Regions from separate parts of the Homo sapiens genome. Here region 2 is linked to region 1. The links are chromatin contacts, found by Hi-C or POLR2A ChIA-PET in ENCODE. All regions are on one chromosome and are shown on one strand. The core of a region is the stretch at or near the end of the contact, and the rest is flanking DNA. Distances in the headings are between cores, read along the strand shown. Region 1 overlaps ATL1 (atlastin GTPase 1). Region 2 holds the start of PYGL (glycogen phosphorylase L).

Evidence for each region. A loop is a pair of places that touch in the nucleus more often than their neighbours do. ChIA-PET counts read pairs that join two places held with the same protein, here RNA polymerase II (POLR2A). Pooled maps may share reads with other maps.
Region 2: a loop to region 1 is called in a pooled map, with 2.3 times the contacts of the local background. The contact joins the promoter of PYGL here to the enhancer-like site in region 1. A Hi-C loop is called at or near these places in 1 of 168 maps with a recorded cell type or tissue (HepG2) and 3 of 50 pooled maps. POLR2A ChIA-PET finds 5 or more read pairs at or near these places in 2 of 52 experiments (Panc1 and RWPE1).

The regions. Positions count from the first base shown.
Region 1 is chr14:50,599,384-50,605,305 of GRCh38, forward strand. The region is part of intron 6 of ATL1 (atlastin GTPase 1); the gene reads left to right. Among named protein-coding and RNA genes, the nearest start is that of ATL1, 42 kb to the left of the region's middle. Within about 2 kb of position 1,633, at least 3 of the 41 ENCODE cell types and tissues checked have a DNase peak (open chromatin) inside an H3K27ac peak, as active enhancers do.
Region 2 is chr14:50,940,838-50,946,463 of GRCh38, forward strand. PYGL (glycogen phosphorylase L) reads right to left here and starts at 3,646. Exons shown (of 20, transcript NM_002863.5): 1 at 3,324-3,646. The coding sequence starts at 3,566. LOC124903314 (a long non-coding RNA gene) reads right to left here and starts at 1,753. Exons shown (of 2, transcript XR_007064163.1): 1 at 1,272-1,753; 2 at 1-368. LOC400212 (a long non-coding RNA gene) reads right to left here. Exons shown (of 4, transcript NR_170195.1): 4 at 5,453-5,626. RefSeq lists an enhancer at 2,474-2,997 and a silencer at 3,666-3,825.

The sequences.
Region 1 (5,922 bases), core at 383-2,882:
AAATAGGCAAAAAGTAGAACATGGAGATAATACCAATGAAAGCTAGGATTTGGGAAAATGGGAACACTCAGGCCCTATTGTTGAAAGTGCAGATTGGAGCAGCCATTCCATGGAGCAGAGGAAATATATAAGGATATTTATTGATAGAGTAATAGTAGCAGGAATTTGGAGACAACTTAGGTGTCCATCACTAGCAGAACAGATACATAAAAATATGGGGAAAAGCATACTCTGGAATACTTTGCAACATCTAAAGGCAATGAACCAAAAGTGCATAGAGTAGCATGAATAGAGTGTTAAAATTTGTACAGAAGTAAGCAGAAAAAAGTGTGAGATTTATAACATGATACTATTTATGCATATTATAATATATATTAAAGTGAATGTGGGTGGGAATGAATAGTTGAGGAATGGGAGTGAGGATCTGGGAAAAATATGATGAAGTAAAGTAGCATGGAGAGATGATGTATGCTGTGATGAAGGGGTATGAATTCTCCTGAGGGCTCAGGAACCTGGTGTGGGGAGGAGGTGAGGTAGAATAAAACCAGCCTTGCTTGCAGTCTTCTATATGATTTACAATATGTACTAGACTCTGTTGTCTTTTTTTTTTTTTATCATTTGTTAGGTTGATCGTTGAAGTGCTATATGGTAATTAGGCTATTGTTTTGATTTTCTTCTCTAACTTGTTACTCAGAACCACTGGCAAACCAGAGTAGGGAACTCCATTGTAAATTACAGAAAGGGACTTTAGGTCTTACCAGCAGATGTCACTGCTCCTTACATTTTGCCAGAAACATTAAAACTGGAAAAGACCAATCAATGCTCCAATAAAACAGATGAGAGATAAAGATTGATAGAGTTGCGGCTTTTGGTTAAAAAAAAAAAAAAGAGTTGAAAACAAACAATGAAAAAAACTTTAAGAGATTACCCTAGTTAGTAAACTGTTGACATTATGAAATGTCAGTGACAAGAAAAAAGTTTTCGCTGACTGAGTCAACAATGACTCCTAAACATGTTTGGACTTGTAACTCTTAACTACCTGAAATTGAAATGCGAAGCTCATTAAGTAGTAAAGGTGGCATCCAAAGTTATTTTATAGTATTTTAGATTAAAGCAACCAAATCCAAAACAAAAAATACATTATAAAATCAAAAGATAAAATGCAAATACATTCAAATTTCAAAACATATATGAGTTAAATAATTCAAATTTCAGTTAGAAAAAGCATAGCAAAAAATTGCAAAGTAAAATAACTTCTAAATGAAATTTCGATTTAGCAATCTTTTTTAGCAGGTCACTTCTATCCTCTTCTCTCTGATAAGTTAACAGCTTTATTCATTTGGGTAAAAGTGTGGGGAAATTTTAAACATTGCCTGAGAAAGTAAGGTGAGGGATAATGAAATTTTAAAAATAATTTTATATTAAAATTAAACTAAGGCCAGGTGTGGTGGCTCATGCCTGCAATTCCAGTACTTTGGGAGGAGGAGGCAGGAAAATTGCTTGGAGACCAGAAGTTTGAGATGAGCCTGAGCAACATAGTGAGACTCTATCTCTACAAAAAGTGAAAGAAAAAAAATCCACAAAGAACTACAGCGCCTGTAGTCCCAGCTATTTGGAGCGGGGCTGAAGTGGGAGGATCACTTGAGCCCTGGCGTTTGAGGCTGCAGTGAGCTATGATTGCACCGCTGCACTCCAGCCTGGGCAACAGAGTGAGACCGTATCTCAAAAAATAAATAAATAGACAAAATTAATTTAAACAAATTTAAAATAGAAGAATTCTTAACTCTGAAATACAGTACAATTATGAATAATAAACAGACCTATAATAAACAACAAATATGAAGACAATTAGCTGGGAAAATGAATAGCTGAATTAACATATTAACTTGATTCTTTAAAAAAACAATTTATATCAAGCTGTAATCAAGCAAACAAAAATATGTTCGTGTATTTAAAAACCATGGTTTAAAAGAGAGAATTAAAAGCTAAATGAATTCAGTTTAAAAGCAATATTGAAGTGCAAGTGTAACCAGTGGTGTGCTGGCAAAATGTTTAAAACTGGTTGGGGAGGAGGGAGGAGGTGAGCCTGATATATATTATTTGCTAATTTTTATGGTGTAAATACTTTTACCATGGCCAATTTCAAGCTACCATGACGTCAACCAACTTGCAAAAATTCCTCAAAATTTAACAACTGTTTTTTGCAACCTCTAATGAGCCAGCTCTAAACTATGTAGCACGCCCAGGAAGTATAATTCACATTAAGACATAGTATAGAGTTCTCTAAGTGACATTAGTTATTTTCTCACCTGTTTTGCTCACTATGAGCATTTGAATTTAAAGTATAAAAATCTGGCAGGAGCTACTTTATTAACATATCTATCTATAAAATAACTAGGTTCTTTATATTAGCTTCTTTACCTTAGGACTTCCAGTTTTTGTTGAGAATGACAATATTTTTCCATTAATTTAAACATGGCTGTATGTAATAACTGTGCAAGTTTTATTTGAGTAATAACACCCAGTTTGCTCTAAGAACCTAGTGAAAATGTCTTGTCACGTGCGATAGATTTGTGTCTATATTGGTATGTTATGAGTTTTTCTTTCTTGGTCATTTAGACTTGCATGAGCCACACCTGGCCCCACATTGTTCTGTATTGGGATGATCACATCCTTGGGGCAGGATCCCTACGACTAATTCTGGATATTTTTGATGTTGTCAGACATTATTTGAAGTTCACTCTAAATGCAGGCTGCTTATCAACACCAAGCAAGGCTGTCTTCCTCTAATGCTCTGCTAAATGACCAGCCGCCAGTTACTTGTTTCCCCAGGAAAGGCTCATTTTCCACTTGTATGACTCTGAGGAGCTCTGTGTGTGTGCTTGTCACTCTTGTCCTCTCAGTTCTGCTGGGCTGTGGTGGTGGAGAGGGTTTCCACTCCGTCATGTGCTAACAACAGTAAGCTTGTTATGGGGTCTATGCTAAAAACAGATCCCCCTTACTAAGAAGACCCTGTATTATACCTTTAAATGTACCCTTTGGCAATAGCAGCCCAGGAGTTTACGATTTAATCACTTCATGCCTTCTAATTATGTAGGCTATGAAGAAATAGAAACATTCCCCATTTACTAAAGTGTATTATAGTCTCAAGATTCACTTGAGTTCGTGTTTTAGATGTCAATACATTTCTCAGTGGCATTTCGACATGGTGGGTCTGTTTCTAGTAGGCCGGTCTGCAAAATCCTGTTTAATCTACAGCAAATTTAAATAGTGGTCACGAAGTTCCTGAGCCTTGGTTCCTTTAAGGCAGAGTCCTGAATATATTTGATGATTTCTGGACCTTTTTGAGGCCCAGAGCCCTGAGGTAGTTGGGAATTTTAGCAGGATTTAGGCTGTATGGCTCACAGAGAAGAGATGGGGCTGCAGCATATCTGTAGCCTTGATGATTGATGCAGAAGCAGGTGTTTTAGGCACCTGGGTTAGAATCATTTCTGAGCCATGCCACAGTTCTGCTGAATTGGAATCCCTGTGTTTAGACCAGGGAATCTGCACTCTCTATGTCATTCTCAAGCACATATTTGAGGACAGATTTAGCCACTGGGCACACTCCAGCAGACAGCATCTATGGCAGAAGGTTCTGGTAGCAGAGAGATAGGGCACCATTTCTATGTACATTTCTGTGTACAGATAGTTAGTAGATTAAGGTTGGCCTGTAATAGGAAAGTAGGAAGCATAAACCCTAAAAAAAAACTTTCCTTCACACAAACTTGACTTCTCTTAGAAGGCTTATTTCTTTCTTGAGCATATATTTTAGGACTATTTACATTTATTATCTTCTCTTCCATGTCCTCAGTGTCAAGTACTTCACTTTCTGGAGTTAATTCAGCCCAGTTTTCACCTACAGCATGTTTATTAACCATTTTCATACACTTAAAAGCCCAGCAAGACCTTAGACCTTACACAGATATTCAAATTATCTTTGTGAGATAAAGGTAAAAACTCAATTCTTCACATTCCTTTCAGTGGAGATGTAATTATTAGTGAGCACATCAGTCTGTGCCAGTTTTAAGTTAAACTGAAGGTTGCTGAAAAATAATAGAAGGGGAAGCATATAATAATACTCTATTACATTAGGACAAGTACTGTTTCTCACCATTTCTTATTCAAATTGGGCCTACACAGGACAATTAGGAATTATTTTACTCTAGTTTGCTTAATTATGTTTGAGGACCCTTTATTCCCATGATTTGAGAATGTCCATTTGCACAAAAAATTCTTTGATAGTGATTTAAGCTACTTTGAAACAAAACATCTTTGGTCAAATATCTGTGATGATTATAACTGCCAAGTCATACCTGATAAATGCATGACCTCACTGAGAAAATGAAAGGCTGATGTCGGCCTGCTTGGGCTGAAAATTAAAGGAAATGATATGAAAAAAGACAGCTGAGGAAGTTATCTACCCTATCCCATGTTCTGTCGAGAGAGCAATTTAGGTGATCTGAGAGCTGTATGGATTAGAAGAAATGCTTATCTGGCTACATAGAACTAGGTCAGTGGTGTAGACTAGGATTCTCCCAATTTCTACATTTAGGTACCTGAAATGTCCAGAAGAGCAATAACAGCAATTTATTGCATGCTTATTTTGTGCCATGCACTGTGCTAAGCATTTTTCTTACATTATTCGAATTACTGATCATTACAGTTCTATAAAAAAACTAATGTTACCGCTCCTTCTTTATTCTCGTCTTTAATTTTTCTATCCAATGAGAAGTACTGAGGCTGAGAGTAGTTGAGAAACTTACTCTTGGTCACATATATCTTTAAATTGTAGAGCTGACCTCAACCTAGGCCACAGCTCAGAGCCCTTGCACTTAACTACCATCTTTTAGGGCTTCTCTTTGCTATCTTAATCTGAGCCACTTATTAAGCTGTATTTTATTGTCTTACATTTTAATGTGCCTATCCCCTCTCATTAATTAAATTATACATGACTTATGAGCAAGAACTTTGTCATTTACTTTTTGAAGTCTAGCGCACCTACCATGCTGTTCATAAAGCATGTGTACGATAAATGTTCACTAAGGGGGTAGTATATACATATTTGGGATTGTAAATAGTTTGCATATACAACTCGAAATTGGAAGACCTGGATTCAAGATCTGGAGCAAGTATTAGATATCCAGTATTGTCTCTTTATACTTTTAAGGTAAGAACTATATCCTTTATACTTTTAAGGTAAGAACTATATCCAAACAATATTAAGTCATAAGTTGACGTGAGAGTGTCCAAAATATTTATACTGGGCATGGCCCCTTCTTGAACTGGAGAAACACAATTATGAAATTCTCCTTCAATGGGTAAGGGTATAGAGTTGCTGCATTGAAAGTGTCACACTGATGGGTGGTTAATACAAAAAGAAAATACCATATTTCGTTAGTTAAGACTAACAGAAAAATGTTGGGTGTTTTCAGTTAGCAATAGTGATTGTACTGTATATGGTACCATCAAATTTAAAGGTGATCCTAGAGCATGGTCTGTAGATACTTCAAGTAATTAGATGAGGCTGTAACTGCTCTGAGGCAAGGAAGATAAGCCTTGGTTACTGGATCAAGCAATGGGCTACAAAAGGCACTGAGTCTTTGATGTTGTTGATTTAATACTTATCATGGATTTTCTTTTTAATAAAAAAGAAAGATTTATGATAATTTGGAAGGATTGATCTGCCCTCCTATTAGCTTGTCTCTAATTTTTCTGCCCATATCCTTGGAGAGTTTGTGCAAAGATTCTTCATTTTTTTTTTTGTAAATCATACGTATTATAGGTATTCTTAGCTGCTTTGGGACAGTGGTTCTTCCAGTGGATTTTCTGCCTGCAATATCCATAGACTTCCCTATCTATAGGTTCCTGATTCATAGAGAA
Region 2 (5,626 bases), core at 2,396-4,895, 340 kb after region 1:
TTAGTCAGAGGGCCTGGGTACTTCCGGGAAGACCTCTGGAACACCTGTCAATAAACCTGAGACTTGCAGGACAGGCAAGAGTTGAGCATAGAAATGTGGTAGGAAGGACACTGCAAGTGAATCGGGGGCCCAGAGTGGGGATTGGTTTGTTGGGAGAGCAAGGTGGGTACAGAGGGTAATGGAAGATAACAAGGGAAGAACAGGCCCACCTGGACTGAGAAGTGCTTTCGAATACTTGCTTAAGTTCTATGGCAGGCAAGAGGAGCCAATGATAATTGAGCAGGGGCAAGATGCGTTGCTTTAGGAAGCTTGAGCAGACCACAATGCACAGAATGAGACGGGATCATATACTCAAATGCCTTCAGGAGCTAGGCAGAGAAAATAAATGTGTAATTGAGGTCACATAAAACAAAGAAGAGTACTGGGCTAAGAAATGGAGTGTGCAAGTCCTGACCACAGGCGCTAAAAATTAAATTCCTGAAAAATGTCTTGGCCAACAAAGTATGTCTGCTATCCTTATTCAGCCTCAGGCTGCCGGTTTTACCACTTCTGGAAAGCAAAATAACCACGTGAAGTCAGCTGCAACAAATGGGTAGCTAGAGCCTCACCAAGGCAGGAAGAGATAATGGAGGAGAGCACGTCATTCAAGGGAACCTATAGAAATCAACAGAAATTGGCAAACAGTTGAACGGCAAAAAGTGAGACTAAAGTTTGCGTCTGGATTGTCAAGATGACAATGGCATGAAAACAAAAAACACAGAGGCCAGTCGTGGTGGCTCATGCCTGTAATCCCAGCACTTTGGGAGGCCGAGGTGGGTGGATCACCAGGTCAGGAGTTCGAGACCAGCCTGTCCAAATGGTGGAATCCTGTCGCTACTAAAAATACAAAAAGTAGCTGGGCATGGTGGCATGCACCTGTAATCCCAGCTACTCAGGAGGCTAAGGCAGGAGAATCACTTGAACCCGAGAGGCAGAGGTTGCAGTGAGCCGAGATTGCATCATTGCACTCCAACATGGGTGACAGAGTGAGACTCTGTCACAAAACAAAACAAAACACGGGAAGATGGGGCAGGATTGGGAGAAATAATGGTTTGAGTTTTTAACGTACTGAGTTTGAGGAAATAGGAAGATATCTAGATATGTTCACTAAACACTCAGAAATGTACGCATAGAGTTAGAAAAGGAATTCAGACTAGGGATCCATATTTGGGATTCATCTGCACAGTTATTGGAGAGCAAGGGAGGTGGGAGAGGAGCTTGGACACACCTACTTGCTCTACTTTATGAGGGCAGGAACCATCCTGTTTAGACAGACGACTGTGATGGAGTAGATATTTGATGAACACGTGTGGAATGAAACATGTTCATTGTTGTATCCCCAGTGTATCGCTATCAGAATTTACACACGTCGGAATTCCTGGCTTATATCTGCACTCACGTAGAAAAGGAGAGCCCAGTGAAGAAACTGGCCGGAGAACCAGGAAAACCATAAAGCACTGCATAAGCCACTGAAGGAAAAACATACAAGATTCTCTGGTGCTCTATGATGCTAAATGCTACAGAGGCGTGAGTGTGTGTTTCTAATATATGCTCAGTGTCCCACCCTTCCGCTTAAAATTGTTAAAAATAATTTTTAATGAGAGGCGCAGTATGGTGTACTTAGTAGCATTCCCTTTGTGTAAATAAATTTTTAAAAGATAGTGGCCGAGTGTGGTGGCTCACACCTGTAATCCCAGCACTTTGGGAGGCCAAGGAAGGAGGATCATTTGAGGCCAGGAGTTTGAGAGCAGCCTGGCCAACATGGTGAAACCTTGTCTCTACTAAAAATACAAACTTAGCCAGGTGTAGTGGTAGGAGCCTGTAGTCCCAGCTACTCGAGAGTCTGAGGCAGGAGAATCGCTTCAACCCTGGAGGCGAAGGATGCAGTGAGCCAAGATGGCGCCGCTGCACTTCATTCAGCCTGGGCGAGAGTGAGACTCTGTCTCAAACAAAACAAAACAAAACAAAACAAAACAAAACAACAAAACAGTAAATATATGTATACATAAAGTGTTTTCTAAGGTGCATTTAAATTTTTAAGGATACATTTTAGCAGTTGCTACCTTGGTGGAGGCCTAGGTCTTTGGGGTGAAGAAGAGTTACTTTCCATTTGAAAACTGTTACAGTTGCAATTTCTTACTATGAGAATTTACATTCATTTCCTTTCTTAAAAATTCCTATGGGGTTTCTTGGGCACTGGGATTATAGACCATTTTTTTTTCTTCACACCTTTACATAATTAAAAAGTTCTAATAAATGTTTATATATATTTCCCACTGCCCCTGGGATGTATCCCAATCTTTTATTCTTTCCAATATGTCTCTACCTGGCTTCTCCAGTTTCCTCTCCCAATACAGACTCACACCCGCCCTCACTCCAGCCTGCACACAATCCCTCTCCCTGCCATGTCCTCCCCAGTCCTTCCCCACTGCCTCTCGCCCTCTTCGCAAACTGTCAGGCAGAGATATTGTCCCTCTGTAGGTCCAAAATCACCCTAAGGAGGTCTCTGCTCCCGCCCCCACGCCGTGGATGGAGGTGGTCCCTGACCAGCCTTCCTCAGCAGCTCTGGGGGCAGGCCTCGGGTGTGGAAGGGCTAAGGGTCGGGGGAGTGTGTGTCTTCGGGGAGGACGAGTCCAGGGCATTGCCTGGCCCTGGGCCGCCTTTGCGAAAGACTCACGGAATTCCAGGAGCTACACCCACTCAGGAGAATGGGTGGGCGGCGCTCTACGCTTGGAGCGGGACCCTGCCCCTCCTCTGCACCACACTTAGCCACTCCCAGAGGCCTGAGACTTACGACCTTTTCCCAGCTCGGCGTTTGTCTCCCCTCCCAAAATACCAAGCTCCAGCAAGGCAAGATTTTTGTCCCTTTTGTTTAGGGCTGAGTGTCCAGGGCAGAGAATAGTGTCCGGCATACAGGACAAGAGGCCCCCGTCACCTCTTGATTAAATGCTGAGAGTCAAAGTTCCAAAAAAGTTTGTGAAGTGGACAGGCGAGAGGGGCCTGGGCTTTTGCCCACCTGGCGGTTTCCAGGGGCGGACGGCACAGTGGTTTGGGCGGGACACTGGCGGGTGGCACCTCGGAGACATGAGTTCGGCGTCTGTTGGGAGGCCTAATCTGTCCCCCAGGCTGCCCGCCCACAGCCTAGACACGTCTCCTCTGGACTTCGGGGCAAGGACCGGGTGCAAGGGACCACTCTGAGGGGTTCTCCACCTCGTCCCGCCCGGCCGCGGCCGGAGACTCCGACTCCGGGCTGGACCCCGGCCCGCCGTCCCGCCCCCGGTTACCTTGGGGCACTTGTCGTAGTAGTGCTGCTGCGTGCGGATCCAGCGCCCCACCAGGTGGTCGCGCACCGTGTGCGCCAGCGCGAAGTAGTAGTCGCGGGTGGTGGCCACGTTGCGGTCCTTGACCAGCGTGAAGTGCAGGTGCCGGTTGAAACTCTTCTTCAGCTCTGCCACGTTCTCCACGCCCACGATGCCGCGGATGCTGATCTGCCGCCGCTTCTCCTGGTCCGTCAGGGGCTTCGCCATGGCTGGGGCGGCGGGCTGCGCGGCGGGCTGCGCAGAGAGCTGGAAGTGCGGCCGGAGGCGCTGGGCTGCCGGGCAGGGGTGGAGTCCGCCCCGCCGCGCCAGCAGCTTTCAACGCGCACGAAAGTTTGGGGCCCGCCCCCTCGGGCGGTGCCGTCCCCGCTGCACTCCCACCGCGTCCCGGCCCCTGCCCCAGGCCGGAGGGCAGAGGAAGTGCCCGGCCCCTCCCGAGGCTCTGGGGCCGCAGTGGGCTCGGGGGTGGGAGACGAGGTCCAAGCGCCGGCGAGACCCCTGCCAGCCCGGGACCTGGGCTCGGAGGCTCCCTTCCGGATTTCCAAAATCTGCGGAGGCAGCATTTGTTCCGCCTCTCCCCTCTAGAGTGTGGAGACAGGAGGACGTCTGTGTAGGGAAGCACGTCGTTGGCAGACTGCTGTTTTGCCGATGTTTATTTGTTATGCCATTATGACTGTTAGGATTTCTCACCTGGAGTGGCTTCCGCCATAAGCGCCGGGATCTGGAAGGACGGCACGTTTGACTTCTGTTGTCCCAACCTCACTTGCCAGCCCTTGGCACCGCCCCAGCTTGGATCCTCAGGGCGCCTCTGTTATTTTCATTCATTTTTTTTGAGGACTCCAGGGTTCAGGTTTCTTAACTCCTGGACCAAAGTTCGCCCCGCTCGTAGCACCCTGTCTCTCATCCTTAGAGGTAGGTTACTAAGAATCAGAGTAGGTGAGGTGAAGCTCTAGGGTCATTATGCGGCAGGGGCTTTTACCTTAGGCTTCTTCGAATTACGTTTTAACTGCAGTGGAGGGTGTGGGGGGAGGAGAGGGAGAAAACAGAAGGGTATGTGTGTGGAAAATGAAGGGATTACTCACTGGACTAGTTGCCTTCTTTACAAAAAACAACCCAGTCTGTGTTACTGTGCGGTACAGGCTGATCTTTGCACCTCCACTTTGGGTGGTATTTGAATATGCGTGTTTATGTGTGCTTAAACCTTGGTAAAGGCAAACACTTGGCATTTTAGGATGTCAGAGGTTTTTTCTTCCTCATTAAGTAGTATTAATATATTATTTTAGAAACAGTCCATTGCCAGAATTAAGTTTTCTTTTTCCTTTTTCTTTTCTTTTTCTTTCTTCTTCTTCTTTTTTTTTTTTTTTTGAGACGGAGTCTCACTCTGTTGCCCAGGCTGGAGTGCAGTGGCGCGATCTCGGCTCACTGCAAGCTCCGCCTCCCGGGTTCACGCCATTCTCCTGCTTCAGCCTCCTGAATAGCTGGGACTACAGGCGCCCGCCACCTCGCATTTTTTATTTTTTATTTTTTTATTTTTAGTAGAGACAGGGTTTCACCATGTTAGCCAGGATGGTCTCTATCTCCTGACCTCGTGATCTGCCCGCCTCGGCCTCCCAAAGGGCTGGGATTACAGGCGTGAGCCACCGCGCCCGGCCAATAGTCACATATATTCTTCTAAGTTTATTTGTTTGTTGTTTTTTGAGACAGGGTCTCACTCTGTTACCCAGGCAGAGTGCAGTGGCGCGATCTGGGCTCACTGCAAGCTCCGCCTCCCGGGTTCACGCCATTCTCCCGCCTCAGCCTCCCGAGTAGCTGGGACTACAGGCGCCCGCCACCACGCCCGGCTAATTTTTTGTATTTTTAGTACAGATGGGGTTTCACCGTGTTAGCCAGGATGGTCTCGATCTCCTGACCTTGTGATCCGCCCTCCTCGGTCTCCCAAAGTGCTGGGATTACAGGCGTGAGCCACCGCGCCCGGCCAAGTTTTCTAGAAAAATCTTAGTATACTTATATTAATATATTTTGTTTTTTATAATAAACCCAAGTTGATTATTTTGAATTCACACATGGTGGTGGTGGGGGGGGGGGGGGGGGCGGGTAATGGATTAATTGATTCAGACCAAATGTGACCCTCACCATAAAAGTGAAAGTTCAAAGCTCATAGTTCTGACAAAATTTCCTGAATCCTTGTCCTCCCAGATTCTGAAGTTTGGACTTGAGCTTTTGGGGCAGAGACTGAATTGGGCCTTATGCAACTCTTGCAATACCGATGA